2 separate regions of the Homo sapiens genome follow, and region 2 is linked to region 1. Evidence: chromatin loops called from intact Hi-C (ENCODE). Cell type or tissue: GM12878. All regions are shown on one strand. Links, peaks and the distances in the headings refer to the core of each region. The heading gives the core; the rest is flanking DNA. Region 1 overlaps TLDC2 (TBC/LysM-associated domain containing 2). Region 2 overlaps MTCL2 (microtubule crosslinking factor 2).

Evidence for each region. Peaks named below come from ENCODE experiments on the same cell type or tissue, not always from the same donor. Only the 100,000 strongest peaks of a DNase experiment are listed, where the experiment ranks them.
Region 2: it touches region 1 in a loop (2.9-fold over the local background); 23 of 110 quality-filtered maps call a loop at or near these places.

The regions. Positions count from the first base shown.
Region 1 is chr20:36,879,939-36,895,941 of GRCh38, forward strand. TLDC2 (TBC/LysM-associated domain containing 2) reads left to right here. Exons shown (of 7, transcript NM_080628.3): 4 at 717-812; 5 at 7,517-7,590; 6 at 9,313-9,465; 7 at 12,924-14,297. The coding sequence ends at 9,448. It overlaps SAMHD1 (SAM and HD domain containing deoxynucleoside triphosphate triphosphohydrolase 1), which reads right to left. Exons shown (of 16, transcript NM_015474.4): 16 at 10,291-13,128. The coding sequence ends at 12,994. Among named protein-coding and RNA genes, the nearest start is that of TLDC2, 12 kb to the left of the region's middle. RefSeq lists an enhancer at 7,250-7,972. In GM12878, for the core only: a CTCF peak has its summit at 7,442 (motif pointing left); a DNase peak (open chromatin) is centred at 7,313; H3K27ac peaks cover 272 bases.
Region 2 is chr20:36,801,404-36,817,406 of GRCh38, forward strand. MTCL2 (microtubule crosslinking factor 2) reads right to left here. Exons shown (of 15, transcript NM_080627.4): 5 at 13,723-14,904; 6 at 11,301-11,441; 7 at 8,579-8,704; 8 at 7,110-7,340; 9 at 4,450-4,554; 10 at 3,332-3,499; 11 at 1,453-1,704. Among named protein-coding and RNA genes, the nearest start is that of DSN1, 36 kb to the left of the region's middle. In GM12878, for the core only: a CTCF peak has its summit at 7,328 (motif pointing left); no DNase peak of the experiment used is centred there.

The sequences.
Region 1 (16,003 bases), core at 2,846-10,845:
CATACCAAAATATTAAGAGTGGTTATCTTGGGGAAGAAGGAGGGGGATTAAGAGATGGCTTTACTTTTTTTCTTTTGCTTGTCTATTACTTCTACTTTTTTCTGTGATTACTTGTGTAGAATATATATATACATATATATATATATATATATATATATATATACTTTTTTTTTGAGACGGAGTCTCGCTCTGTCACCCAGATTGGAGTGTAGTGGTGCAATCTTGGCTCACTGCAACCTCCACCTCCCAGGTTCAAGCAATTCTCCTAACTCAGCCTCCCAAGTAGCTGGAATTACAAGCACTTGCCACCACGCCCGGCTAATTTTTGTATGTTTAGTAGAGACAGGATTTCACTAAGTTGGCCAGATTGGTCTTGAACTCCTGACCTCAGGTGATCAGCCTGCCCCAGCCTCCCCCAAAGTGCTGGGATTACAGGCATGAGCCATCACGCTCGGCCCAGAATAAGTATATTTAAGAAAAAGGAGGGCCCTGACGGCCCAGAGGAGGAAGGCAGCAGGAGTTCTTCCTTGGGGAGCATTAAGGGAAAGGATGCATAAGGATTCCTGCTCTTGGGTGTGGAGCCCCCATGCCCCAGCTCTGCCCCAGCTTCCCAGGTGTCCTCTAGGATGAGCCTGTATTACTAAACCTGAAGAATGAGGGTTGCCAGAGGACCCCTAGCTCCCTTCCAGCTGCAGACTACAACTTCCACTTTCCAGATATTTGGAGCCTTCTCCTCCTCGGCTATCCGACTCAGCAAAGGCTTCTATGGTACTGGCGAGACATTCCTCTTCTCCTTCTCCCCACAGCTGAAGGTGATGTTCCCAACCTTCCATGGGGGGAGTGGGGCGTGTGGCGAGACAAAGCTCCCGGGGTCCCAGTGGCTCCCAGCTCCATCCTCCACGATGGGCTGCCTGGTGTGCCACCATCTTCCCACAGGGGAATGAGCAGGGCAGTGGTGGGCAGAGCATCCCCCTTGACCTGCCTGTCCTGCATTTAAAACGTATTTGGTGGGTCTCTGGCAACCGCTGACTGGCTGAGAGGAGGGAGGACCATGCTTGCCAGGCACATGCTGGGAAGACAAGATGGTCCAAAGTAGACCTGAGGGCGTGGTGGCAGGACGACAAAGGAGGACACAGCCAATGGCTTCTCAGGAAGTATGGGGGCCAGGCACCGTGGCTCATGCCTGTAATCCTACTTTGGGAGGCCAACGAAGGTGGATTGCTTGAGTCCAGGATTTCAAGACCTACCTAGGCAACATAGTGAGACCCCCATCTCTACAAAAAATACGAAAATTAGCCAGACATGGTAGAGTACACCTGTAGTCCCAGCTACTTGAGAGGCTGATACGGGAGGATCGTTTAAGCCCGGGAGGTTGAGGCTGTGGTGAGCCATGATCGCACCACTGCATTCCAGCCTGGGCAACAGAGGAAGACCCTGTCTCAAAAAAAAAAAAAAAGAAATATGGGGTGAGGTCATTGCTGGAGGAAGGTGAAGGATCCGGTATCGCGGTCATCACAGGTGTGGGAAGGGAGGGAAGCCTGCTGGAGAACACCGGAGCAGCAGAAGCGCCGCTGGGCCGTGTGAGTGGCGGCTTGGGTTGTGAGGTTAGGACGCCGCCACTTCAGTGCATCGGCTGCTCGGCGCAGGCCTGCAGAGGGGACAGCAGAGAGTGGACAGCCAGGGTTGGGGGTTTTGCCAAACTGGCTTAACACCGGCAGAGAGGGAAAGGAAGTTGAAGGGAGTGAAAATACAACATGGACAACGGAACCTAAACTGGACCAGGAGGGGAGGGGAGAGAAGCGGGGGGCACTGGGGGACACCAAGGCAAAGGTGGGCTCGGCATGAGAGGTCTCCTTGACATCAAAGGCTTGGAGCAGTGACAGCAGTTGGACAATGTGTTGGAAGACAGGATACAGTGGACAGAGAGAGGGACATTTGAAATAGGCTGTGGAGGAGACACCTGCCATCCCTGGTGAGGACAAATTCTCAGATGTGAACATGGAAGACAGCGGCAGAAACCCATTCTGGGGCAGGGCCTGGACGAGTCCACGTAGACAGTGAAGTTTACCAGAGAGCTGTGAAGGGTGGTGGGTGGTGAGTCAGAGCTCAGGTTTCTAATTAATGATGAGTGGGAGAGTGACAGGCACAAGATGACTGGTATAGTCAGGTGGCTCGAGCTGCCCAGGAGCTGGGTGAGAATAATAGTCCCAAACACCTTCCATCCAAAGGTTTCCTGCCTCTGGGTTATTTATTCACTAAAGCTATTGAGCAGTACCTGCTTGGCACAGAGCATACTACTTTTACTACTAGTAAAAATGGCCAGGCCAAGCCCTGTGGTTCATGCCTATAATCCCAGCACTTAGGGAGGCAGAGGCAGGAGGATCGCTTGAGCCCAGGAGTTCAAGACCAGCCTGGCAACAGAGCAAGATGCCATTTTCCACAAAAAGGAAAAAACAAAAACAAAACACGGCCAGGTGCAGTGGCTGGCTCACAACTGTAATCCCAGCATTTTGCGGGACTGAGGTGGGAGGATTGCTTGAGCTCAGGAGTTCAAGACCAGCCTGGGCAACAGAGTGAGATGCTGTCTCTTAAAAAAAATTTTTTTTTAAATTGTTCAGTGGATGAAGTCGTTCCAGGTATTCTGCTATTAGAGATCTCTCCAATGCACAGACTAAGATTCCTTCAGACACATCCAGTCACACAGTCATCTGGTCTCATGACAGGGAGTTCACAAGGAGCTATGGACTGCTTTGCTAAAGGCAAAATATACCATATCTATTGCATTGCTGCCATCAGCTGGAGGGGCTCCATCGAGCTTCCCAGGATCCAGGAAAGGGTGAGGGAGGCATGGTGAGCCAGTGCTGGTACTACTCATCACCACTTGCCTTCCTGAACTTAAGTCTCAGAATTCTAAAGGTCTAGAATTTTCCTTCCATTGCACTGACATTAGACTATTCCTACATTGACTATTCCTAGTAGAATCTTTTGCTGGTTCGTCCTCATCTCCCCAGCCTTTCAACATCAGAGCTCAGGTGTTGGTTCTCATCTCTTCTCTAGTGACCCTCATTTCTTCTGTGTTCTCGTCCATTCCCACAGCTCTCCATGCTGCCTGTATGCTGAGGGTCTCTTCCCTGGACTCCAAACTCACGTATATCCAACAACTGTCCATCATCTCTCCTTGCATCTCAAACATGGCGTTTCTTTTTTTTTTTTTCTGAGACAGAGTCTCACTCTGTCACCCGGGCTGGAGGGCAGTAGCGCCATCTCGGCTCACCACAACCTCCACCTCCTGGGCTCAATTGATCCTCCTGCCTCAGCCTCCCAAGTAGCTGGGACTCCAGGCACATGCCACCATGCCTGGCTGATTTTTGTATTTTTTGTAGAGATGTGGTTTTACTATGTTGCCCAGGCTGGTTTTGAACTCCTGAGCTCAAGTGATCTGCCAGCCTCCACCTCCCAAAGTGCTGGTATTACAGACATGAGTGCTGCATCTGGCCCCAAACATGGCATTTCCAGCTTACCATGTCCCAAACGGAGCTCCTGGCTTTCCCGCACAAAGCCTCCTCCTCCTGCTATCTTCCCCCATCAAAGTGAATGGCATCTCCATCTCCCGCTGCTGAGACAGAAAATCTTGAAGTCTTCCTTAACTCTTGTCTTTCACAACCCCACATCTGAGCTGTCAGCAAATCCTGACAGCTCTGCCTTCTCTCTGTCTATATTCGGGATCCACCAGTGCCATGTCCTTTACTGCCATCTTGGTTCAAGCCACCATCATTACTTGTGTGTCCCTGCTATCACCTCCTAAAAGGTCTCTCACTGCCTCCACTTCAGTCAGCACAGTAGCTGGAGTGATCCTTTTAAAAGGGAAGCCAGGGCAGGGCTCAGTGGCTCATGCCTGTAATCCCAGCACTTTGGGAGGCCGAGGCAGGTAGATCACTTGAGGTCAGGAGTTTGAGACCCATCTGGCCAACACGGTGAAACCCCGTCTCTACTAAAAATACAAAAATTAGCCAGACATGGTGGTATGCGCCAGTAATCCCAGCTACTCAGGAGGCTGAGGCATGAGAATCTCTTGAACCCGGGAGGTGGAGGTTGCAGTGAGTTGAGATCGTGCTGCTGCACTCTAGCCAGGGTGACAGAGTGAGACTCTGTCTTAAACAAACAAACAAACAAACAAAAATGGTGGGGGGGAAGCTAGAACTCACAGCATGTCACTCCTTGGCTTCCTCTTTCACTTGGAGAAGAGCCAAAGTGTGTCCAATGATCTACAAGTCCCTACAACTTCTGGCCTCTCTCTCTGAATGGCATTTCTTGCTACTTTTCCTTTCTCTCGCTCTGCTCCAACCACACTGGCCTCTGAGCTGGTCCTTAAACATGCAAGCCTGCTCCTGCCTCAGGGCCTTTGCACGTGCTATTCTGCCTAGAATGTCCCTCCACTGGATCTCTGCATGGTTCAATTCCCACCTCCTTCTATGTTCTGATGTCACCATCTCAGTGAAGCCTTCCCTGACTACCTGATTTAAAATGGCAACACCCAGCCAAGTGTGGTGGCTCACGTCTGTAATCCCAGCACTCGTGGGACTCCCAAGGCAGGAGGATCACTTGAGGCCAGGAGTTCAGGATCAGCCCTCACAACATAGTGACGTCTCATCTCTACAAAAAGCAAAAAAATAGCTGGGTGTGGTGGCACACACCTGTAGTCCCAGCTACCCCTGAGGCTGGGGCAGGAGGATCGCTTGAGCCCAGGAATTTGAGGCTGCAGTGAGCTGTCATTGCTCATGCCACTGCATTCCAACCTGGACGACAGAGCAAGACCCTGTCTCTAAAAATAAATAAATAAATAAATAAATAAATAAATAAAATGACAACACCCAGCCCTAGGAAGCCCTTAGTGTCCTTCTCCCCCTAGCGTTTGCCATCATTTAACACAGAAATTCTTTTTTTTTTTTTTTTTTTTGAGACGGAGTTTTGCTCTTGTTGCCCAGGCTGGAGTGCAGTGGGGCAATCTCAGCTCACTGCAACCTCTGCCTCCCAGGTTCAAGCGATTCTCCTGCCTCAGCCTCCCGAGTAGCTGGGATTACAGGCATGCCACCACGCCCAGCTAATTTTTGTATTTTTAGTAGAGACAGGGTTTCACCACGTTGGCGAGGCTGGTCTTGAACTCCTGACCTCAGGTGATCCACCTGCCTTGGCCTCCCAGAGTGTTGGGATTACAGGCGTGAGCCACCGTGCCCGGCCAGAGAACTTCTTTTACTTTGTTATCTGCCTTCTCCCACTAGAAAGTCAGTCCGTTGAGGCAGAGGTTTTTGTCTATTGTATTCAGCAGTCTACCCAGTGCCTGAAAATAGTGCCTGGTGCATAAGTGCTTTAAAAAAAAATTGTTGAATGAAATGAGTAACTTTTTCAGGGGAGCCTGTCTTTCCAGTCTATTGTTATGGAATCTCATCTTCTAAAAAATTGGTTAATTCTTGGCTATCTCTGGCCTTCTGGCACTTGTATTCCTCATGAATTCGGTAGTTCGTTGATTGCTATTCCAAACGGCACCATGAACTTGGTCTCAATTCCTTCCACAGCAACGTGTATCTTACTCCTTCAGGTCAAAGGTCATGTCCTTCGAGAAAGTAGAGGAGGACTTGAATGATTCTGTCCCCTTGTGGTCACTTGTTAATATGATCTCATCTCTCCTGAGCATAGGACGTATCTTTTATTAGTCTGTTTTCCGGCTAAAAACCCTTTGGTTGCTCACAGCATTTTGGGCCACTGATTAAGGCAATAACATCCTATCGTTTTGCAGCCCTTTAAAACTATTTTGACTCTTGAATAATTTTTGCATTCAATAAATATATATGTTCCAGGAATACAGCCAGGAAGAAGACAGGCCACACGGAACTTAACGTCCTTAATATAAATAAATAAAGAGGAATGAAACAGGGTCTGGGAGGAAGGGCTACTTCAGATAGGGTGGTCCAGGAAATTTCTGAGATGATATTTGGGCTGAAGGATGAGAGGTGGGCCCTCTGAGGATCTAGGGGAAGAGCATTCTGGGCAGAGGGATTCTAGGTCAGGAATGGGCTTTGGGTGTTCCAGGGATGGAAAGACTGGTGTGGCTAATGTGTAGTCAATAAGGGGGAGAAGGGGCCAGAGAGAAAATCAGGGGTTAGAGCTGGCTGCACTTTTTAAGTTTTGACAGTTTTTTTGTTGTTTTTTAGAGTTGGGGTCTTGCGCTGTTATCCACGCTAGAGTGCAGTGGTGCGATCATAGCTCACTGCAGCCTCCACTCCTGGGCTCAAGTGATCCTTCCACCTTAGCCTCCCCAGTAGCTGGGACTATAGGTGCACACCACTGTGACCAGCTAGGTTTAAAAATTTGTTTTAGGGCCGGGCGCAGTGGCTCGAGCCTGTAATCCCAGCTCTTTGGGAGGCCAAGGCAGGCGGATCACGAGGTCAATAGATTGAGACCAGCCTGGGCAACATGGTGAAACCTGTTTCTACTAAAATACAAAAAGTTAGCCGGGCGTGGTGGTGCGTGCCTGTAGTCCCAGCCACTCAGGAGGCTGAGGCAGGGGAATCGTTTGAACTCAGGAGGCGGAGGTTGCAGTGAGCCAAGATTGCGCCACTGCACTCCAGCCTGGCAAAAGAGCGAGACTCTGTCTCAAAAGAGAGAGAAAAAAAATTTTTTTTAGAGATAGGGGAGGGTCTTACTATGTTGCCTTGGTTGGTCTAGAACTCCTGACCTCGAGGAAACTCCTGGCCTCAAGTGATCCTCCCGCCTCAGCCTACTGAGTAGCTGGGATTACAAGTGCACACCATCACACCTAGCTAGTTAAAAAATTGCTGGGATTACAGGCATGAGCCACTGCGCCAGTCCCAGGCTGCACTTCTGGCCATTGTTAAGGAGTTGAATTTTATCCCCATTGCAATGGGAAGCCATTGGAGGACTTAGGCAGAGGAGAGATAACATCTGATTTGGACGTAGAACAGATCACGCAGATTGCAGTGTGGGTATGGCTGTAGGTACAGACAGTGGATGCAGAGGGACCAGCTGGGAGGCTGTGATCCAGGCAGAGGACGGGATAGAAATGGCGGCAGGCCCGCTGTGTCTAGAGCTGCGAGGCTTGTTGATGAGCTGGATGTGAGGCAGCACTGAAGAGCAGGCGGGCTGGTGTTGTCCGGGTGAGAGTTAGTTAGAAGGGCAGTATCAGTTCCCACTCCTGGCCTGGACTGCTCCCCTCCTCCCTCCAGCTTTGGAAGCAGGAAGCCTCAGGGGTCGTTGTCCTATTCTAGAACAAAGAGGCTTCTAGGCTGTAGGAATTCAAACTAGAGGGCATGCGGTGGTGACTCCAAGGAGACTGAGAAGATAAACCCCAAGATCCCTGAGCCCGGAGTCCCACCTGCGGCTCGGTTGGGGCCTGGATGCTGTTCCCGCCACAACACTGCCATCCAGTGGTTCGGGGTCAAACTGCAAGGGCGGGACTCGCTCGCTTAGTAACCTGAGCCTTTCCCTATGTATCACCCAGGTCTTTAAGTGGACTGGAAGCAACTCTTTCTTTGTGAAGGGAGACTTGGATTCACTGATGATGGGCAGTGGCAGGTGAGTGTCTCAGTCTTCCCGAGTCTTGGGGCGGTCTGTGTTCTGGTCCCTTTCCCTCTGCCGAACTGCTGGGCTAGGCTGCCCTTGATGCAATGGCGAGGCTAGTGGGGAACTCTCAGGCCGTTCCCCTCATTGCTCAGCCTCCCAGCCAACCCCCTCAACCTCACGCTAAGCCAGTATTAAGGAGAAAGGATGCATGAGTGCCCCCACTGAAGTGTTACAGCTGGTGACAGTTTAGTCTGAATGTATGCAACTTTGGGAAAAGAATTCCACATGGTTGGATGAGACTAGCGTCAAGAGATGAGTGTGCCTCGTTTTTCCACCAGCCCAGGAATTGCAGGGGACATAACTCATTGCAGGAACCTCCCTCGGTGAGGACGGGGTAGAGAGAGGTAGGAAAAAAAAGTTGATCTCATCCTGGTGTGACCTTCACATTCAGGGGGCATGCGTCTTATCCTGAGGGCGGGGATGAGAGCATTGCTTGATTAGTACCAGGCAAATTCTTTGCTCTCCCAACTGCCTGAAAAGCCTCCACTGAGGGGCAGCTTGGCACAGAACACATCAGCCATTGCTGATCTGCAGGAATTCACTTCCTGGTTTCAGCCGAGGTTTTCTGTCAAATAAGGGGATTAGAATGGACGCTCTGAAGCATTTGGGCTCTCAGAGTTTGCACCCTGAGATGTACTAGCTTTGGTTAAAGAATTGCCATTTTGTTTTTTTTGAGACAGAGTCTCGCTCTGTCGCCCAGGCTGGAGTGCAGTGGTGTGATCTCAGCTCACCACACCCTCCGACTCCTGGGTTCAAGTGATTCTCCTGCCTCAGCGTCTCGAGTAGCTGGGACAACAGTTGCCCACCACCACGTCCGGCTAATTTTTGTATTAAGAATTGCTATCTTGGACCGAGCGTGGTGGCTTGTGCCTGTAATCCCAGCACTTTGGGAGGCCGAGGTGGGCGGATCACGAGGTCAGGAGATCGAGACCGTCCTGGCTAACATGGTGAAACCCCATCTCTACTAAAAATACAAAAAATCAGCCAGGCGTGGTGGTGGGCACCCGTAGTCCCAGCTACTCGGGAGGCTGAGGCAGGAGAATGGTGTGAACCCGGGAGGTGGAGCTTGCAGTGAGCCAAGATCGCGCCATTGCACTCCAGGCTGGGCGACAGAGCAAGACTCCTATCAAAAAAAAAAAAAAAAAAAAAAAATTGCCATCTTGACCAGGCGCAGTGGCTCACACCTGTAATCCCAGCACTTTGGGAGGCCAAGGCAGGCAGATCGCTTGAGGTCAGGAGTTCAAGACCAGCCTGGCCAACATAGCAAAACCCCATCTCTACTAAACATACAAAAATTAGCCAGGCATAGTGGTGGGCGGCCTGTAATACCAGCTACTAGGGAGGCTGAGGTAGGAAAATTGCTTGAACCCGGGAGGTGGAGGTTGTGGTGAGCCAGGGTCGTGCCACTGCACTCCAGCCTGGGTGACAAAGCAAGACTCCGTTTCAATAAATAAATAAATAAATAAATAAACAAATAAATAAATAAAGCTCTTAACCCCATGGGGAACAATGTGCTGAGTCCCCAATAATTCAGTATAAATTGCTTTAAGGGGCGATAAGACAGGTGAAACTGGGCTGCCGTCCTGGCATGGCCAAGAGCTGATGCTGGTGGCAGAGCCTGGGGGTTTCAGCACACAGGAGTGAGCCGCACCAAGACTGTCCTCTTCTCTCTAGTGGCCGGTTTGGGCTGTGGTTGGATGGAGACTTGTTCCGCGGGGGAAGCTCCCCTTGCCCGACCTTCAACAACGAGGTGCTGGCCCGGCAGGAGCAGTTCTGCATCCAGGAGCTGGAGGCTTGGCTTCTCAGCTGACAGCCCTGCGGCAACAGGTACTCAGCCCTGCTCATGATGCCACCCAGGCCTTCCTGACACACAGCAGCCTGTGCTGTTTGAAACACAGATGGTGAAGGGCCCTAGAGTTGGCCGAGGCTGCTGGCCAGCCTCCTTGTGGCCTGGGGACCCAAGATACAGGTGGGGGCAGGCACTGCTCTTTTGCAGAGGTGACTTTGAAGGATTAAAAGACGCTTACACCTTACTCAAGCAGCACAGAGACCCTAAGCTAACAGGGTCTTAGAAAACTCAGAAAAATCCACATCTCTTCCCCGCTAGTGCCTGCCTCCTGGCAAAGGGAAGATTTTTCACTATGCTGTTCCTCGCCAGCTACTGAACGAGGAAAACCAACCTCATGAACATTATCATTTTAGAGGTTCTACAACTGATTCATGTTTATTGTAGAAAAACCAGAAGACGTTAAAAAAATTAAAATTGCCTAAAATTCAACCCCCCCCAACTCTTAACATTTTCATGTATATCCTTCCAGACAATGTTCCATGAATGTGTGTGTGTGTGTGTGTGTATACTTACAAAAACAGGATTCTACTCTGTATGTGTGGAAATGATTTTAACTTACAGAATATTGTCAAACCTTAGAAACCTGGGCTTGAGCACTGGAACTAATAAATACTGTAGCAGCGTCGTTCCTCCTCTGGCCTGCTGCAGAATGTTGAGGCCTTTTTGTCTGCCACCAGTGCCAGGTGCTTGTGAGTCTGTTATTTAATTTCACAATGAAGGTATGAAAGGAGTAAATGAGTAATATGCATTTTTGGACAAAGAGGTCGAAACCTTTGTGGAACACAACTTTCAAGATGGAGATATATATTCACGAAGCTTTATTGCAGCTGTTTCCCTTACCCAGTTGAAGTGGCCAGTCATTTTAATTTGCAGTTCTATTTACATTCCCAAGGTAACCACGTTCAGTAACTCTCTAGAGGCTAAGCTGTTAAAATTTCCATTTTTATACAAATAGCAAAGATATTTCTTTCTCTTTCTTTCTTTCTTTCTTTCTTTTCTTTCTCTCTTTCCTTCCTTCCTTCCCTCCTTCCTTCCTTCCTTTCTTTCTTTTTGTTTGAGACAGAGTTTCGCTCTTGACCCCGAGGCTGGAGTGCAGTGGCCTGATCTTGGCTCACTGCAACCTCTGCCTCCCGGATTCAAGCGATTCTCCTGCCTCAGCCTCCCGAGTAGCTGGGATTACAAGCACACACCACCACGCCCGGCTAATTTCACCCGGCTAATTTTTGTATTTTTAGTAGAGACTGGGTTTCGCCATGCTAGCCAGGCTGGTCTCAACTCTTTACCTCAAGTGATCCGCCCACCTTGGCCTCCCAAAGTGCTGGGATTACAGGCATGACCACCTCGCCTGGCCAAGAAAAATGTAACCTTGTAAATAGCACAGCGTTCTCATAATGGAAACAGTTGCAAAGAACATAAAGTACAGCTGCGTTACATGTAACAAAAGATGCAAACAAAATAGATTCAAGTTGTTTTGCAGACAGCACAATGATACAATATTAGGACTACAGAATCTCAGAGTAAACCACAATGATTTAAAGGTAAGATACACAGAAATAAAATGATTTTAACAGAAAAATATGACATTCCTGACCTTAGGTCTGGGCACATGATGTCTGACCCCTATAGAGGCACCTTGGCTAAAATGGGAATGACCTAGTGCCATGGCTGACCTCACTTGTGCGTTGCTGAGCCCATATGTGAACAAATCCCCTTGATACAGCACCATGGTAGGCATGAGAGGAGAAGTGTTTTAACTATTCTCTTATGAATTGTAACCAACCCTTATTATCTACTGATGGATGGACAGGGGGTGGGGTGATCATACAGGATGGCAGACATTCCAAGTACTCTTCACCCCAGTGTGGACGGAACAGAATCTGGCTACACGGTGGCCAGTGATGGACTGCTGGGAAATCTGCTGGCCTGTGGTCTGAGTTCCCCTACTTGCTCAGGCTGCCCCTCACTCCCAGTGTGCCAGGGAGGCTTAGTCCGGGGAGCATCAGAGCAGAAGACATTCGGGGCTCATGGCTCCCATCCCCACTGGCCTGTATCTTCAGCACCCTCTGGCCACCACCAGCTTTGGCTCTAACTGCAGACTTTGTTCTTGGTGAATTGCTATAGAACTGGGAATGAGGTGTGCCCTGGGCACAGGGGCACTGCCCCACCAAGGTGGTGCCCACTCCACTGCTGGGAAAACGAAGTTACCTAGCGGAGCCTGGAGCCCACTGGGTGGTCACTAATTTCAGCACAGGCAGTGCAGTGTTTGTGCTTTTTTTTTTGGAGATGGAGTCTCACTCTGTCACCCAGGCTGGAGTGCAATGGCGTGATCTAGGCTCACTGCAACCTCCGCCTCCCAGGTTCGAGCAATCCTCCTGCCTCAGCCTCCCAAGTAGCTGGGACTACAGGCACACGCCGCCACGCCTGGCTAGTGTTTGCTCTTAAATACACAAAATGCACTGAACCAGCAAAAACAAAGTCCCAGGTCTGAGGAGCTCTGAGGATGATGCCTGTGATGGCCTCTGGCCAGCTCTCCAGGATACTGAGAGAGCAGGTCAGGGGAGGCCTTCTCCAGGCTGGGCAGTGGGAAGGCCCTCTGGACCGGGGGAGTGAGTATTCAGGGGACAAAGGCACTACCCGGGTCTGGAGCCGCCACGGAGCCAGGGCACAGCCTAGTTTGGGGGATTCCTCTGTCACTGGGGTAGGATCTCCCAACAAGAGGCGGCTTTATGTTCCACTCACGAAGAGGCCAGAGCTCTCAGATCTTCCCCAAAACCTAATCAGGCCTCTCACCAGCGTGTTGGAGGCCACTCCTGGCCATCATCTCCAACTCTTTACCCCAACCTGGCACCTTGTAGGGGGCTAGAAGGGTGAGGGGAGGTGTCTTTCACTTATGCTTAGGTCACTCTTAGAGGACTATCCTCAAACTTGAGGTGACAGGGAACTCTTCACGGGGGCAGGATTTGATGTTTTGTTTTTAGCCATGTTTGTCAATGACAATGTCAATTTCTAGTTCCAATTTGTACCCTTGTCTCATTTCTACATTAAAAACAAAAAACAATCATCTGTCATAAAAGTTCAGAGTAAGCTGGGTGTGGTGGCACATGACTTTAGTCCCAGCTACTTGGGGGGCTGAGGCAGGAGGGTCGCTTGAGCCCAGGAAAGTTCGAGTCCAAGCTGGGCAACAGAGCAAAACCTTGTCTCTTAAAAAAGAAAAAAAATAGAGTTCAGAATAGATAAAAGAGTTGTTATTCTAAGAAAATAGACTACTGAAGGAGAAAGGCTTTAATAATATTAAAAATAGGCAAGGTAATGCTTTTCATAGTATAGTAAGATTTGCCTAATACCATCTTATTTCTTTGATTAAAAGTTACTTAGCTTCAGCATGCGTGTACATTCAAAATACAAAATTAAAGCATGAGTTGTCATTAATTTGCAGAATTCTATGATTGAAGCCTCTAAATGAATTGTGCAGGAGAGGGAGTTTGTAAACAACTGACTACAGACATTCACATTGGGTCATCTTTAAAAAGCTGGACTCTGCTTTTGGATGCTTCTCGGAGGCGAGTTGGATTTTGGACTGAAGTACTGTCGTTCCATTCCTTTTTTTGAGGTGTTATGAGTGGGGCTATAACATCGCCATCCTATTAGGAAGAGAGAGAAAAACAGGCAATAGAGAAAAGCCAGTTTCCATCATCTTATTTCTGAGTGAAAGTCTCAAGTGCGCACATCCTCATCTTGCATATAGATTGCTTCTAGCTGTCCTCAATCCAGGGAAACTCCAAATTACATATGCCCTGTGCTTGGGGCAAATTAGAAACACTACAGTCTTACGCAGGAAGAGCCTTCATGAAAACAGCCACTGGCCTCTGCAGAGATGACTGGGAGCAGCATACCACTGCCCACCTCTATGGCCTCCTTCACACACCTTCACGGAGCACAAACTCTGTCCTGTTTTCCCAGGAGAAAGACGGGATGCACTGAACCCCTAGCTTCTCTCTCGCCTGGTCCCCTCTGCAATAAAAGGCCCAGGTCTACAAGATGGCAAAGAAGGGGAGGAAGAACAGTATGTACCTGCAGAATTTAAATTTTTCTCTGCATCAAAGCTCTAACGTTGGTCCCATCAGCATAGGCTCCAGCCAAAGAAGCTCCTCCACCCAAAATAAGGGAGAGATCCAAAGGGAGGCGATACAATGACGTGAAACCATAGAGGTAAGAAGCAAGGCCTCCTAATACTTGACTCTATGCTAAACTGTTCTGAACTTGTGGGTAGATCTTCTTTGGTTACAAGATGATGCACGATCTTGGAGAGCCTCTGTTGTACCAGGAATACAATGCTGGTGGGAGGATTCGTGCTCCTCATCTGCTTATTTGCTCTCAGATCCATTCTTCACTCTTCCTCTCCCTACTCTGTCTCACAGGAGCTACTCCGGTAAATTACATTTCTCAGCTCCCATGCCTGTTGGTTTCCAGTTAGATTTGGTCAGTGGGAGGCTCTGGTGGGAGACTGGAGGTGAGAAGAGGGCAGAGAAGTCAGGTTTTTTCTCTCCCTACCTCCTCTGGCACGAGCGGCAGTGGCAGTGACTATTCTGTGGTTCTAGCTTTTGCAGGTGGCCCCAGCTCCTGGACTCCCACCTGCTCCCTTGGTCTCTCCTATCCTAGAGGTGGTAGCAGCTTCCTGCTGTTGAATCACTGTCCTCTATGCTCATTTAGCTCTGCCAAAACTTTTGTATCTCACCCCCATGTTAAATTTTTTCTGTTGAACTACACTGGATCTGACTTGATAGAACTATTAAAAATAGTTTTTAAAAAATGTGTTATTATTTTTTTTTGAGATGGAATTTTGCTCTGTCACCCATGCTGGAGTGCAGTGGCACAATTTTAGCTCACTGCAACCTCCACCTCCAGGGTTCAAGCGATTCTCCCGCCTCAGCCTCCCAAGTAGCTGGGATTATAGGTGTGCATCACCATGGCTAATTTTTGTATTTTTAGTAGAGATGGGGTTTCACTATGTTGGCCAGGATGGTCTCGAACTCCTGACCTCAGTAAAGGCAATCATTTAGGCCAGGCGTGGTGGTTCATGCCTGTAATCCCAACACTTTGGGAGGCCAAAGCAGGTGGATCACTTGAGGTCGGGAGTTCAAGACCAGCCTGGGCAACATGGTGAGACCCCGTCTTTACTAAAAATACAAAAATTAGCCGGGCATGGTGGCACGTGCCTGTAGTCCCAGCTACTCAGGAGGCGGAGGCAGGAGAATCACTTCAACCCGGGAGGTGGAGGTTGCAGTGAGCTGAAACTGTGCCACTGCACTCCAGCCTGGGCAACAGAGCAAGACTCTGTCTCAAAAAAAAGTCATCCTATTGTCATGATACTTGTACTTAAAGGCCTATCTCAAAATCAACAGTATTTATTTGTCTTTAAACTCATCTCTATTTCTACCCAGCTTGCTTTCTTTCTTTCTTTTTTTGAGACAGCATCTTGCTCTATCAACCAGGCTGGAGTGTAGTGGTGTGATCATAGCTCATTGCAGCCTCAGACTCCTAGGCTCAAGCAATCCTCCCACCTCAACCTCCCAAAGTGCTAGGATTACAGATATGAGCCACCATGCCTAGCATATAGCCAACTTTTTAATTTCTACTCATTCTACTTTCAGTTCTAGTGAATTTTATAAATGTAAACAAATACGTCACTTTCCTGCTTAAAACCCTTCAGTGTCAATGCTCCCTACTGCTCTTGGCTGACAGGACTTTGATAAAGCCCCAGACACCTCCACACTCTATGCTCCTTCCTGAAATGCATCATGTTCTTTCTCATCTTCCGACCTAACCCTGTGGTGTCTATGCCTCAACCCCTCCCCTACCACCACCTCCTGCTGCCAGCCCTTAACCCAGACAACTCCTCACTCAACCTTCAGGTCTCAGTTTATAAGCCCTTCTTTAAATAAGCTTTTCCTGACCAACCAAGACCAGCTAAATCCTCCTTGTTTTTCCTCTTCTAAGACTGTGTACTCACCCTATACCCAAAGTACTTACCATGCTCCTATAATTATTAACTTATGGAGAAAAATTAATAATAATTATTATTATCCCCAACTAGATTATTATCCCCAACCTGAATGGGATCCATGGGTTATTAGGAACTGTCTATCTTAGGTACTGTTCCAGGTACCTAACACAGGGCATGGCAAAATACTCACTCCGTGAGTGAATGTACCAAATTTATAGTAGTTATCACGACACAGCCAAACTTTAATAGCCTCTCTTGACTCTCTATTTCCAGACTCTCCAAGTTCCAGTCTATCTGCAGCTAGAGTTTTCAGTGATTTAGTTTCAGTGATTTAGTTTCACAGTACCTAGGACAGACATACAGTTGGCCCTCTGCATCCATGGGCAGATTCAACCAACTGTAGATAGAAAATATGAAGGGGGAAAAATGGATGGCTGTGTCTATACTAAGCATGTACAGAATTTCTTCTTGTCATGATTCCCTAAACAATACAGTATTAACAACTATTTACA
Region 2 (16,003 bases), core at 2,607-10,606, 79 kb before region 1:
TAAAAAACAAACAAAACAAAACCCTGTAAATATAAATTTAAATAGAAAGAAAGGCCCAGCGACTCGGGAGGCTGAGGTAGGAGGATGGCTTGAGACCAGGAGCTCAAGTCCAGCCTGGGCCATACAGTAAGACCTCATCTCTCATAAAAAAAAAAAACAACTTTTTTTCATTAAAAAAAAATGACAAGAAAGGGAGGGAGTAGGCTGAAATGTACCTTTGTAATATGTGAACATTATATAAAGATGAAGTCCTGATTTACGTAATTAAAATTAAAAGTAAGGCCAGGCGCGGTGGTTCATGCCTGTAATCCCAGCACTTTGGAAGACCGAGGCGGGCGGATCACCTGAGGTCAGGAGTTCGAGACCAGCCTGGCCAACATGGTGAACCCCATCTCTACTAAAAATAAAAAATTAGCCGGGTGTGGTGGCACGTGCCTGTAATCCCAGCTACTCGGGAGGCTGAGGCAGGAGAATCACTTGAACCCGGGAGGTGGAGGTTGCAGTGAGCTGAGATCACACCACTGTACTCCAGCCTGGGCGACAGAGTAAGACTGTCTCAAAGAAAAAATAAATAAATAAAAATAAATAAAATAAAAGTAAGGCCGGGCATGGTGGCTCACTCCTGTAATCCCAGCACTTTGGGAGGCTGAGGCGGGAGGATCACTTGAGGCCAGGAGTTTGAGACCAGCCTGGCCAACATGGTGAAACCCTATCTCTACTAAAAATATAAAAATTAGCCGGCTGTGGTAGCACACGCCTGTAATCCCAGCTACTGAGGAGGCTGAAGCACATGAATCACTTGAACCTGGGAGGCGGAGGCTGCAGTGAGCCGAGAGTGCTCTCTAGCCTGGGTGACAGAGTGAGACTCTGTCTCAAATAAATAGATAAGTAAATAAAAATAAAAGTGAAAGAAAGGGAAAAGTCAAAATCAAGAGTGGAGCAGAGCAGCCTATGGTAGGTGGTGCCTGGCTGCATGAAGTGAACTATAATGGGGAGTGAGGGTCAATGATTGCTTTTCCTTTCCTCCTTCTTTTGATTGGAGGCCTCCCAATTTTCCCATGGGAACCACTCTTAGTTCCTCCCTCTTGGTTCCTGGGTTTGGGTAGGCTCCAGGGGTGGGCACATGACTCATATCTGGCCAATCCACTGTACTTGCTAAGCTGTAAGATATGAGCATGAAACTAACAGTGGCCATATTTGGGAATAGCTTGTTTAAGAGTAAAGCTAACACAGAGGAAAGCAGGCCTGACAGGCTGAAGCAGAAAGAAAAATCTAGTTCCCACTGCATTCTCTAAGTGCCTGGATCCAGCTATACCTGAAGGAGATGGTGTGCCAGACCTCACTGGATGAGCACCTAGATCCAGCTATACCTGAAGGAGTTCCTGCTTCTGAATCATTTCTGTAGCAACTCTCCCTTGCGGGTGGAAGCGGCTTGGCAGGGGTGGGCCTCACCTGGCTTAGGCGGTTCTGCAGCTCCTTCACCTGCTGCTCCACCTGCTGCTTCTCACCCTGCAGCCGCTCCACCAGCTGCAGCTTTTCCTGGCTCCAGTTGCGCTCACTGATCTGCAGCTGCCGAGTCAGCTCCATGACAGCGCTGTAGGACTCAGCTAGGAGGTGCTGCTGCTCCTCACGCTCCCGCTGTAGGGCTGCCTTCCAGTCGGGCCCTGCCCGCTCCCCGGCCCCCTTCCCTGTCTTCAGCTCCATCTGCGGAAAGAAGCAGACTAAGCAGCTGGCAGCAGGAGGCCACTCCTCTTGGCCCTTCTCTCTCCTTCCCTCCTGGGTGCCAGCGGGGAAAAGGGGAGAGGTCCCCTCAGAAGACCCCTCACTAGGGACTAACCCAGCTTAGTCCTCCCCACTCAGAACTAACCCCTAACCCCTCCACACAATAAGGGTTTGAAGAGCTCTTTCTATAAGCCATGCTCTTCTGTGGGCTTTTCAGGCATGATGTCAGTATCCTCATAAAAACTCAGAAAGATTACTAGTGGTCATTCCAGCAAGATGGTTTTCTTGGCCTCAAACCTCAGAGTGGCAGGAAAGGGAATGTGCAACCTTTAGACTCAATGCCCCCCATTAACCCCCATGAGCTGGTCAGGTTCTTGGTGGGAGGAGCACCTGAAATGCCCAGGTCTTTGGGGGCAGCAGGTGCAGGGGACACCGTGGAATATGCAGATGGAGGGAGCTGTGAGATCTGGAAGAGGGTTAGGAGGGGAGAGTAGTGGCCCCAGGAAGTAGCCAGGAGACTGTGAGCAGTGGGAAGAAGGTGGAATTGGGGCCGGGAGTGGTGGCTCACGCCAGTACTCCCAGCGCTTTGGGAGGCTGAGGCCGGCAGATCACTTGAGATCAGAAGTTCAAGACTAGCCTGGCCAACATGGTGCAGCCCCATCTCTACTAAAAATACAAAAATTAGCTGGGCATGGTGGTGTGCCATCTATAATTCCAGTTGCTTTGCAGGCTGAGGCAGGAGAATCTCTTGAACCCGGGAGGCGGAGGTTGCAGTGATCCAAGATTGCACCACTGCACTCCAGCCTGAGTGACACAGTGAGATGCCGTCTCAAAAAAAAAAAAAAAAAAAAAAAAGGAGGTGGAATTGGGGTCACAGGGAGCCAGGGGTTAGAGGTTTGGGGGAGCAAGGGCCAGTCTGACACTTATTAGCCGGGTGACCTTGGGAGATAAATTTAACTCCTCTGTGCCAGTTTTGTCATCTGTCCAGCAGAGACCATCGGAGTGCCTGCCTCCCAGAGGCTGCTGACGCCTGGGAAGGCAGCTTGCAGCAGGGGCAGGCTGGATGGAAGAAGCTGGAGCCCAAGCTGCAGGGTCAGAGCATTCTCTCTGAGTGGGAAGAAGCCCACCCTCTCACTTTTCAGGCCAAAGGAGGCAGCAAGTCACCCTCAGGCACACAGCAGACACCAAACCCCCAGGGCTCCTGGTTAAGGCTCCTTTGGGGGCACGCTGGGGAGTTGGGAGGGGAGGCCCCCATTTTGCGTGGAGGGAGCAAAATAGAGCCAGGCAGTTGGGGCTGAGGGAGTGCTTATGAGGAAATGAAGGAGCAAATGAGGACAGCAGGCAGTGGGGATGTGCACCAGCCTCACCTGTGAGCCCAGGGCGCAATCCCCCACCTTCCTTCCCTTCCTCTGTGACTCCCATTCCCCACCGTTTCTGATACCCTTGCTGTGTGACTTTAGGCAAGTCTCTTGCCCTCTCTGGGCCACAGGTGAAGCAACGGCATTCTTATTCCTCTAGGAGCATGGCCTTGGTATTCTACTCCCAGATCTGACAGCTAAAGGCTTGGCTGAGAGTAAGGGGAGAGGCGTCTGACAGGTGGGGGGCTCACCTGGGAGGTATGGCCCTTGAGCTCTGCCCGCTCTGTCTCCCAGGTAGCCTTGGCCTTGGCAAACTGTTGCTGAAGCTCCGTCAGACCACGGCGTTCATCCCGGAGCAGCCAGCACAGCTCCTTCAGCGTCACCTTCATGTCGGCCAGTGTCTTGATGTACTCATTGGGCTGCAGACAGGAGGCAAAACCTGAGTCAAGAGCCTCTGTGGGGTAGGGAGGGGAACCTGGGTTCAGAGAACTCACCTAGGAGTCCAGCTTGGGACTTCACGAGGCCTCAGGCAAGTCCCACAACCTCCCTAGGTCATCTCACCCATAAAATGGGAATGACAGGCCCAGCCCTGGCTACCTCCTAGGCTGACATGAGGCCCAAATCTGACACCAAGAAAAAACCCTGCAGTTACAGTAATAATTATTCAGCCTAACTCTGAGCTGAATCATCTGGCTTCTTCAAGGCTCTGCAGCGTCTGTGCCGTGGGTCCTTCTCCTCACTCAGGATCTGCCTCTCTGACCCGCTGCAGGCCAGATGTGGGGTCTAATTCATGGAGACTCCCTCAGTTTGCCTGATTCTGTCCCAAATCTTCTCTCCTGGGCCCATGCCCTCATTTCCCATCCCTACCCCAGCTCACCGTGTGTGACCCTGGGATCCTGACCCCACTGTTCTCTCTGACTTATGGCTTGATTTGAAGGTTCCTGACCCTAGACCACAAGGCCCCTCTTCAGATGACTCTAGCCTGATATCCTTACCCTTACCATGTACCTCCCAAGCCATACTCAATACCAGAACACCTTGCCACACCTTGGCACACAGAGTTCTCTTGGTCCAGAATAGTCTTTCCCCTATTCTCTATTAGGTAAACTCCTATACATCCTTCAAAACCCATCATCCATGACCCCTTCACCGTGATATTGTCCCCTATACTGCAAAGAGAATTACTTGCTGTCTTGCCTATGACCCCACAGTCCATCATCTGGACTCTGTTACTGCCCTGGGATGACCAGGCAATAACTTGCAACTTCAATGTCCAGGAATGGGGTCAGAGAAAGCAGTAGGAATTGATTACTGAGCAGACAAAGGAATGAATGGACACAACAGGACCGGGAAGGGGCTGGAAACACACCGTGTTCTGGGTCCAGCTGTCCCCCGTGCAGGCCTTGTTATCAGAATGCTGAGCGTTTATCTCCTCTTCCTCCATCAGCAAGTACAGCTCCTTCATGCTGTTCACCTGTTTTTTAAAAACCATGCTTAACAGCAGGTGGGAAGTTTTCCCAAATTTTAATTCCAACCTTGGGCACCATGTAGGTCGAGGAGCACGGCTGGATAGTCAGGCCCTCCTAGCCTCCCACGACATCTATTCTGCCCCAAAGACCAGGAAGCATCCCTGAGAGTCACTCTGAAATAACCATGTTGACAGGCTGGGTCAAGGCAGGCACTGTGGTTGAAATGAAAAGGCCACACGCACTCCCACAATGCTACATAAGGGTGACCAAAGGTTTGGGTGGACAGAAGGGACCTTGCTGGGGGGTTGGACTGCTTGCTGATAGATTCTGGGCAAGAGTCCAGGGCCAGCCAAGGAGATCAGGGACCTAGTTCAGGATGGAAATAAGACAAAAGGGAGCGAGTCACCTTCTGTGCTCAAGCAATCCTCCTGCCTCAGCCTCCCAAAATGCTGGGATTACAGGCGCGAGCCACCATGCCCAGCATGATTATGTTTATATCTTATTAATTATGCTTATTTTGGTAAATGTATATATTTCTTAATTATATATGTTATGTAATTTTCTGTGTCTCTTTATTTTTTTTTTGAGATGGAGTCTCACTGTGTCATCCAGGCTAGAGTGCAATGGCATGCTCTTAGCTCACTGCAACCTCTGCCTTGCAGGTTCAAGAGATTCTCTTGCTTCAGGCTCCTGAGTAGCTGGGACTACCAGTGTGCACCACCGTTCCCAGCTAATTTTTGTATTTTTAGTAGAGACAGGGTTTCATCACGTTGACCAGACTGGTCTCGAACTCCTGATCTCAAGTGATCTGCCCACCTTAACCTCCCAAAGTGCTGAGATTACAGGTGTGAGCCACTGCACCTAGCCAATTTTCTATGTTTATGCCCTAATTTTTTTTCCCTAAAGTAAGTTTCTCTCTCTTTTACTCTAGGATATGGAAATGGCTAGAAAGGTTTTCACCAAATGTGGAGGGTTCGTCTGAGACAAACTGACTTAAAATATAGACTGTGTGGCCTGCAGGTCATTCCCTTAAACTGGGCTTCATCCAGAGGCCTGTGAGACTTCCAAACAGGTGAGAGGGCTCCTATGTTTCCAAACGTCACAGAAGAGACAGCTTCGGACAGGAGGACCGAGGCGAATGCTCCCAGGGGCGGCCCTGTGTCAGGCACTGCAGGGCCAGGGCAGCAGGGTGTGGGCCTATGGAATGGCGGTAGTGACTCTCCCATGAGGCCCTGGGGAGGAGCTGGTGGCCTGCGAGAATGATGAGCCCCACTGAGATAGGGTGATGCAGGGTCTTGCTACACACTCAGGTCTAACTGTCTTGCCTGGCTCCTGGGGCATCTGGGCTCCTCTGGAGTACCCCTGATGGCGTAAGTGGCAACTTGAGGCATGCCAATGCTCCCTACTGGATCTGGACAGGGGACTACAGAGAGCAGCCTGGACTAGAGGAGGGCCAAGCCTGGGCTAGACTCGAGGTACCTGAACCCAAAAGGACACGGCCAAAGTGAACAATGTCAACTAAGATGAGTGTGACCAAGGTCTGACATCCTTGTAAGTCCCCTTCTCTTCCCTGATGTGTTGATGTGTGCTGCTGTGCTGATGACAGGACGCAAGGGCTTTGAGCAGCAAAGGGTCCTGCATAGACTGGGGCATGAATGGGTCAGGTGGGTCCTTTCTAAGCTTCTTACATTCCCAGAGCTCCGCCCCCACGTTTCCTGCCACATCCTAATACCACCTGTACTATCACCAATGTTTTTAAGCCAGCCTACTCCCTCTTGTTAAGTAAACATATCTTTTGGCCAGGCATGGTGGCTCATGCCTGTAATCCCAGCACTTTGGGAGGCCAAGGCAGGTGGATTACTTGAGGTCAGGAGTTTGAGAGATCAGCCTGGCCAACATGGAGAAACCCTGTCTTTTTTTTTTTTTTTTTTTTTTTTTTTTGAGAAGGAGTCTTGCTCTCTCTCCCACTCTGGAGTGCAGTGGCACAATCTAGGCTCACTGCAAGCTCCGCCTCCTGGGTTCACGCCATTCTCCCGCCTCAGCCTCCCGAGTAGCTGGGACTACAGGCACCCGCCACCACACCTGGCTAATTTTTTGTATTTTTAGTAGAGACGGGGTTTCACCATGTTAGCCAGGATGGTCTCGATCTCCTGACCTCGTGATCCACCCGCCTCGGCCTCCCAAAGTGCTGGGATTACAGGTGTGAGCCACCGCACCCGGCCAAGAAACCCTGTCTTTACTTAAAATACAAAAATTAGCTGGGCATGGTGGCATGTGCCTGTAATCCCAGCTACTCGGGAGGCTGAGGCAGGAGAATTGCTTGAACCCGGGAGATGGAGATTGCAGCAGGCTGAGATTGCACCACTGCACTCTAGCCTGGGCTGGAGTGAGACTCCATCTCGGAAAAAAAAAAAAAAAAGCAACGAATGCAGGAAGGAAGCCTGCATGCTGATGGCAGGTATGTGAGCCTAGGAGTTGTGTCAATACCAGCTGGGCGTCCCTTCCCTGTCCCTCTCTCCCCAGCCCACACTCCCAGTCCCAGTCCCTGGCCCAATCTTACCTCGAGGAAGTCATCCCCTTCGCTGGGCAAAACCTTGCCCTGCCGCCAGCGCTTGAGGAACCACCTGAGCTTCATGAAGAGCAGCAGGAAGTTGTGCTTGAATTGCTGGGACTCCTGCACCAGCATGTTCTTCTCCTGGCTCCAGAATTTCTGCTCCAGCCTCCGCTGGAGGCTCAGACTCTGCAGCTCAAACTCCCGCCTCAGGAGCGCCCTCTGCTGGTCCTCCTTCAGCTGCCGGGGGACAAGAGCTTGAGCAACCCCAGGGCCCTGTCCTCTCCCCCACCCCTTTCTGGGCCCCTGGACAGGGGCAGGGAGGAAAGTCTGGGTGGTGCCTGTGAGTGATCCCTGCCGGGGATCCCACCACACGTGGCGCAATCTATTCAGATGAGCACTGCCCTCTGCTCCTGCAAAAACAGTGACACATCATTGAAGGAGCTGGGATTTGACCCTGGCTCTAAAAAACCATGACATCATATACTGAGCACCTCCTGGGCACCAAATGTCTCACACGAATGCTCATGTTCAATGAGGAACCTGCGAGGGTGAGCGATGATAGCAGGGAGGGGTGACGCATGGAGAGCAAAGGGCGTGCCAGGGTTGAGGACAGCTGATGACTAGGCAACACCCTAGGAAGCAATGCAGTGTCATGCCTAACAGAGGGACCTGGATTAGAGGCCCAGCCCTGCCACACTCTGGATGTGCAACCCTGGGCAGAGCACTCCAGCTCTCTGGGCATCAGTTTCCCCATCTGCAAAATGGTGATAAGGGAGGGCACAAGGATTAAAAGACATAATGGGTAGAAAGTGCATTGGACAGGCCCACCATACAGTAAGGGCTTAACAAATGTTATTCCAGAACTATTATCTTGATTAGAAGCCAGGCCTGATGAGGGCACCATTTCATAAATGGGAAACTGAGGTCCTGAGAGAAAACAGGACTGGCCCCAGGTCCCACAGGCCGCCAATGACAGCCCTGTTACACAACTAATGCACAATGGCAAGGACAATAACATCCCAGCAGGGCACAGGGGCTGAAGACTCAGGTTTCCCTTGACATTCTTTCATTCTTTTTTTTTTTTTTTTTTTTTAGATATCACTCTGTCACCCAGGCTAGAATACAGTGGGATGATCTCGGCTCACTGTAACCTCCGCCTCCTGGGTTCAAGCGGTTCTCTTGCCTCAGCCTCCTGAGTAGCTGGGATTACAGGCGTGCTAGTGCACGCCTGGCTAATTTTTGTATTTTTAGTAGAGGCGGGGTTTCCATGTTGGCCAGGCTGGTCTCAAACTCCTGGCCTCAAGTGATCTGCCTGCCTTGGCCTCCCAAAGTGCTGGGATTACAGGCGTGAGCCACCACACCCAGCCTCCCCTGACTTTCTTGACTTCAGAGGGCCCATAGATCCTCAAGGCCTCTGCTTCCAGCTCAGAGAGGCTGTAGGAATAGCTGCCTGGAAAGCGCTGGGCACCACGCACCTGGACCATTTTCTGGTTGAAATTGTCGGCCTCCTCCTTTCGTAGCTGCCGCTCCTGGGAGAGCTGCTCTTGCAAGCCCCGGAGGCTGTCGTGGGCCTCAGCCAGCACCAGCTGCAGCTCCTTGATCTGTGGTACAGACAGGGGACACAGATAATGAGGAGGGAGAGAGAGGAAGAAGTGGATAGAAATTGTGATCTAAGGATGACAGTGGTAGGGGAACGATGGGATGTTGGACCCAAGCTGTCCAAATACAAATCAGGCAGAATGACTGTCCCCACCTCTGAGGGTCGTCATGATGATTAAATGAAACAGTACATATCAAATCTGGCTTTTGTTACCATTGGAACTTGTTCTTTTCTCTCTGAAATTTATCTTAATAAGGTACTGGGAAAACTAAGTTTGATTCACAAAGATGTTCATTGTTTCATTGTTTATAATTGCAATATTTTAGAAACAACTTAGATACTAAATGATGGGACTTAAAAGATGCTTAATGGATCTATACATATGTAACAATCCATTCAGTGGTACCCTTAAGGACAGTGTCCTTTATTGTATGTATGTTATTATGTTATACTACAACAGAAAGTAGAAAAACAAAACCAAAAACGCTATAGGCCTCCATAAAAAAACATACAAAGGACATGGACACACACAATAAATGTAACCAGTGGGAACTATGTGAAGACCTTCTGACCTCCAACCTTCACCCACCCTCCCCTCCTTCTCTCTCTCCCTCTCTCTCTCTCTCTCTCTCTCTCTCTCTCTCTCTTTCAACGGAGTTTCGCCAGCTTTGAGCGTGATCTTGGCTCACTGCAACCTCTGCCTCCCAGGTTCAAGCGATTATCCTGCCTCAGCCTCTCAATTAACTGGGATTACAGGCACCCGCCACCACGCCTGGCTAATTTTTGTATATTTTTGATAGAGACAGGATTTTGCCATGTTGCCCAGGCTCATCTCGAACTCCTAGGCTTAAGCAATCTGCCCACCTGGGCCTCCCAAAGTGCTGAAATTACAGGTGTGAGTCACCGTGCCTGGCCCCAGAACTCCTACATAAAACCTTCCTAGGCATGGCAAATGTCCCTCTGTGAGAAAGTAAACATTCATTATATGGTCAATAATATGATGATTTGGCAGTGGAAGGCACAGTGACTTGAGGTATATCTTCTATATCTGTTTTGCATTAAAAATTTTTGCAGGGCTACATACTGTCTGCTGTCCCTGGTTTCCTCCCTGAACTCAGTGGTCAACAGCACTGGGCAATTGTCACTACTCAATAAAGAGTGGCTGAATGAAACAAATAATTGAATGTGTGCAGGAAATCATTTTTTCTACAGGTAAGCCTATAGAATAGGCCTATTTCCTGGCAGGGCACAGTGGCTCACGCCTGTAATACCAGCACTTTGGAAGGCTGAGACGGGAAGATCACTTGAGCCCCAGAGTTTGAGGCCAGCCTAGGTGACATGACAAAACCCTGTCTCTACTAAAAATACGAAAATTAGCTGGGCATGGTGGCGCACGCCTATAGTCCCACCTAACTGGGAGGGCTGAGGCTCGAGATTCGCTTGAACTCAGGAAATGGAGGTTACAGTGAGCCAAGATCGCACTACTGCACTCCAGACTGGGCAACAGAGCGAGACTCAGTCTAAAAAAAAAAAAACAAAAAAAAGAATAGGCCTATTTCCTTTTCTTAGAAAATGACAACTAAGTTATCTCAGTTTTTTCTCTTTTTGCCATGGCTTCCAGGAAGCTCACTTAGAGAGTCTGATCCATCAGCTTCAAGTGAGCTTCTCCTTCCCACATAGTCATGGGCTGACCTTCCTGGGACTACAGAGTTGTCTTCCAAGAGATGCTCAGAAAGGTGCTCAGGCTGGAAAATACATAGGACTCTGCAAGGTTCAGGGTTTCAGGGATACTCCACCCAGTCCGTAGGAGCCTTTTCCTGCTTCAGGCTCATTATGAAGAGCAAGGAGAAGCTCAGCAGGCTTAGAAGGGGCTCAGAACTACCCAGAATTCCCTGAGGATCAAAGAATCCTAGCAATTCAATAACTACCATTCACTCTAACCCTCCCGTTACAGATGGGGAAGCTGTGGCCAGAAGGTAGAAATCTGTCCAAGGTCACACAGGAACACTGGTAGAACTGAGACTTGAACTCAGGTCCCCTGAGTCCCAGAGATGTGTCATTATCATCATAATCATCCTCCTCCTCCTCCTCATCCTCACCCAATGTGGACCATGCCTTAAGCTATGGCTTTTCATGTATTTAATCCTTTCAACAACCCTGTGAGGCACCTTCATTTTACATGTGAGAAAACTGAGAATCAGAGAGGTAAAATGACTTATCCAAGATCTCACAGCCAGAATAGAGTGGATCCACAATTGAAACCCAAACTGCCTGGCTATAGAGACTGCTGCCTTCCTGCTACATACATGAGTAGTTCCATTAAATTACATAAATTGTTAAATTCCCAGTGGAATTTAGTACAGAAGAAAAAATAATTTATGCAGATGAGTTTATAAGTTTCCTTGGATCAGGCCATGAGAATGTCCCAAACTTCCTTATTTCCCTTCTGGCCTTGGCTGCCAAGAAGCCTGGAACCAAATGGAATGCCCCAAACCCATATCCTCACCAGCTAAGTGATATATGGACCACTCTGCTTTTGACAGGGCTCAGTCACTCTCCTCCTACCCAATCCCATGCTTGCTCAGGCCTAGACCCACCTCAGAGGCATAGGAATCATTGTCTTCAGCTCGGTAAGGCCTGAAGCTCCGGCTGGGGTCGGGCTTAGAGTCCAAGTCACCAGTGCGGAAAGCCTCTCGGATCCTGGGCTCCCATTCCGGCAGGTCCCTGAAGTCAGGTGGCTGCACCCAGAGGCACAGGCAGAACAAACCAAAGATCACCATGGGGAGGGGCCCGAGGGGTGCCAGAAACACCCACCCCAGGCCTCTGCGCTCCCTAAGAGGCTTGAACCACCCACCTGAGGGCTGGGACCCTGGTAGATTCACCTCTGCAACCCAGACCCAGCCCCAGCTGGGGGCACTGCTGCCGTTTAATGAATGTTTGCTGAAAGGATGAATGAGTAGGTAAGTGCGAAGTGATTTTCTGAATGTGTGCCTTGTGCACAAACCTTTTGAGTCAGCCCAAACTGTCCTATCACATGTGTGACCTCTGTTCATCCCTCTTTCAAGAAGAACCAAAAGGGAGATAACATAGAGCAGTCTATGGGCACAGTGGCATGTGCCTGTAATTCCATCTACAATTTGAGGCTACAGCGAGCTGTGATCATACCATTGCCCTCCAGCGTGGGCAACAGAGCAAGACTGTTTCTTTAAAAAAAAAAAAAAAAAAAAAAAAAAGGCAATGTGCTTGCTTAAAAAAGCAAGATGAAACCGGATCAACAGGTCTTGAGTTAAAGAAATTATGGCACATATCCACTGTATAGTTGTTAAAAAGAAAGTGCTAAATCTCAGAAGGGCACGATGGCTCACACCTGCAATCCCAACACTTTGGGAGGCCGAGGCAGGTGGATCACCTGAGGTCAGGAGTTCAAGACCAGCCTGGCCAACATCGTGAAACCCCATCTCTATTAAAAATACAAAAATTAGCCAGGTGTGGTGGGGCATGCCTCTAATTCCAGCTACCCAGGAGACGGAGACAGGAGAATTGTAATTTCAGCTACCCGGAAGGCGGAGACAGGAGGCGGAGGTTGCAGTGAGCTGAGATCGTGCCACCGCACTCCAGCCTGGGCGACAGAGTAAGACTCTGTCTCAAAAAAAAAAAAAAAAAAAAAAAAGATAAAAGAAAAAAAGAAAGTGCTAAATCGCTCTCTTTCCCTGGAAATGAAAAATTCCCTGCCATTGCTCTGAGGATGAAGATCAAACCTCCCGCATGCTCAGTGCAGTCCAGCTTCACATTGTCTCTTCACTCAGTGTCCTGGACACACCACGCTCCTTCCGCCTCTGATCTGAGCTGTGTCTTTGCACAGGCTATTTGCTCTGCTGAAAACACTGTGTTCCCCCAGCCATCCATCCCTCTGACCTCTGGTCAGATCAGAGGCCTTCCCTCAGCATAGGGTCTAGGTCAAGTTCCTTGTTCATAAAACCATGTACGCTTCCTTCAGATTCCTCTCTCAGTGTCTAATTGCACATTCACTGACATGATATTTTGGGTGACTCTGCCCCACTAGATGATAAGGACCATGAGAGGGGGAATCATATCTGTTTTTGCTAATCATGACATCTTCAGCAGTGAGCACAAAAACTGTGTGAACAACAGACAAGGCATCATAAATTAACAAACTGATACATTGCGTTAAAAATATAAGTTGTGTAGTAACAATAGATATAAAGCAATCTGGGTGGAAAAACAAATATATGATAGATGTGTAGAGAAGGATTTAGAAGGACAAGCTGCAAGGATGAAATATTCTAGATCCACTCTACTAGACACACACAAATACTGAACATTTAAAATGTGACTATTAGGCCACACACAGTGGCTCACACCTATAGTCCTAGCACTTTGGGAGGCTGAGGCTGGTGGATCACTTAAGCTCAGGAGTTCAAGACCAGCCTGGGCAATATGGCAAGATTCCATCTCTACAAAAAAATTTAAAAATTATGGCCAGGCACAGTGGCTCACACCTGTAATCCCAGAACTTTGGGAGACAAAGGCGGTCGGATCACTTGAAGTCAGGAGTTCGAGACCAGCCTGGCCAACATGGTGAAACCCCATCTCTACTAAAAATACAAAAATTAGCCAGGCATGATGGAGGGCGCCTGTAATCCTGGCTACTTGGGAGGCTAAGAGAGGAGAATCGCTTGAACCTGGGAGTTGGAGGTTACAGTGAGCCGAGATTGCGCCACTGCATTCCAGCCTGGGTGACAGAGCGAGACTCCGTCTCAAAAAAAATAAAAAATAAATAAAAATTAGCTGGGTGTGGTGGTGCTCACTTGTAGTCCCAGGTACTCAGGAGAGTGAGGGGGGGAGAATGGCTAGAGCCCAGGATATCGAGGCTGCAGTGAACTGAGATTGCACCACTGCACTTCAGCCTGGCCAGCGGGGAGAGACCCTATCTCAAGAAAAACAAAACAAAACAAAGGAAAAAAATAAATAATAGGATCTGTGCATGAGGCACCTTACCTGAAAGTCTGAGCCAAGGTCTTTTGCCAGAAGAATCTCCTTAGAGAGCCCCTGGGAGCCCAAGGGGGGCAGTGATGAGAAGGACTCCTGCTGTTCCTTGACAGAGCACCCGAGGACTGCATCTGCCTTCCGCGTGAAGGCATTCAGCTCCTGCTGCAGCACGCTCAGGCGCACCAGGATGGCATGGATGAGCTTGGTGTCCCTGGGGCCCTCGCTGTTGTCGGGGGCCTCATGCAGCCGGAAGTCAGCACACTCGTTGTCCAGACACAGCCGGAGGCCAGCCGTGAAGCCATTGGCATCAGCCACCAGGACATCGATGGCCTTACTGACCAGGGCGGCCTGCTCTCTCAGCCCAGGCAGCACCTCGGCCTCCCTGGCTCTGCAGAGTCGGACCGCATGGGACTCGTGTGTCTCGCCCAGGGGAGCAGGCACACACTGGGCAGAGTCCCCGGCCTCGGCGTCCGTCTCCAGCATGGGCCGCGTACTCTGGCAGGAGGCGAGGTCACAGCGCTGGAGGTTGGAGAGGAGCACGCGGTTCTCGTACTGCAGCTTCTTGACCTTGCCGCTGAGCTCGCCGATCTGCAGCTTGGCGGCCGCCAGCTCCTCCTGTGAAGGTTCGCTGAGCACAGAACAACTGTCCTCCGACAGCGCCACGTCCAGCTCGTGCTCCGAGCGGAACTTGGCCAGCTCGTTCAGCAGCAGCTTGTTCTGGTCCTCGAGCTCGGCAGAGGAGCGCCGCAGCAGCTCGGCCTCCTCTTCGACAAACTGCAGGTGTCGCCGCAGCTCTGCCAAGCTCTCCCCGCACTCTCCGCCACCCAGCGCGGAGAAGGCCAGGCGTGCCTCAGGACCCCCACAGCCACCTCCATGATCCTTCATGTCGTCCATCTCAGCCCGCAGGCCTCGGTTCTCCACCTCCAGCTCCACGATGCGGCGGCTCAGCAGGTTGGCTTCCTCCTCCACCAGCTTCAGGTGCACCTTCAGCTCGGTCTCCCGCGAGTGGGGGGCATCGGCCAGCTCCTCGGCTGACAGCGCGCTGTCCAGGTCCCCATAGAGCGAGCGGTACTTCAGCAGCTCCTCCTTCATGCTGTCATTCTCCTTGGCAAGCTTAGTGAGCTTCTTGCACATGAGGGCTGACTCCTCCTTTGCAAAGTGCAACTGGCACTTCAGGTCTGCACTGTCCTCCTGGGACCACAGAGACAGACACAACCCAGGAAGGTTAGTGCTGGGAGTCTCAGTACCAGCCATGGCATTTTGGGGAGCACTATGTGCTGGGAACACAGGGATGAATCAGACACAGCCAGACCCTCAAGGAGCTAAGGGTCCGGGGGAGACGCAGAGGGGTAGATGTTGAAATGACAGCAAGGATGGGGCGCCACACATAGCCTGGGAGTACAGGAACAGGTGACATACTGATGAGCAACTGCTGCCACTACAGTTTCATCAGTAAAATGGGGCGGTAACATTACCTCCCTCCCAGAGCCACAGACGGGATTAAATGAGCTAAGGATGAAAAGGGCCTGGCACTCTGACAATCCCATACCACTAGGAGCTAACGGTATGTGGCCTTTGCTGCATATAGTACTTCATCCAATTCTTCCAATGAACCCCCAAGACAGGGATAGATAGGAAATGGAGCCCAGAAACTCAAAATGACTCGCTCCAATCACATGGCAGTCAAGTGGCAGAGCCAAGATTCAAGCCTGGGTCTCCAACTCTAGACCTTTGGATTTGACTGTAGTGCTGCTTGCTAAGTTCCTGGCTGGGGTGGGGAGCGAGCATCTAAGCATCTAAGAACCATGGGCTCAGGATGTGGTTTTGGGAAATAAAGTGGGCAGTGAAACTAAGAAAATGAGCAAGGGGGCCGGGCGCAGTGGCTCACACCTGTAATCCCAGAACTTTGGGAGGCCGAGGCAGGTGGATTGCTTGAGGCCAGGAGTTCAAGACCAGCCTGGTCAACACGGTGAAACCCTGTCTCTACTAAAAATACAAAAATTAGCCAGGTGTGGTGGTGCACGCCTGTAGTCCCAGCTACTCGGGAGGCTGAGGCATGAAAATTGCTTGAACCTGGGAGGTAGAGGTTGCAGTGAGCTGAGATTGTGCCACTGCACTGCAGCCTGGGCAAGAGAGTGTGACTCCGTCTCAAAAAAAAAAAAAAAAAAGAAAAGAAAAAAAGGAAAATGAGCAAGGGGAGGACAGGGCAGAATCTGGGATCCCCAGGCCACTTAGAGTCAGGCTCAGGTCTTCAGAATAAAACCTTCCTACGGGGGCTGCTGGGAATTAC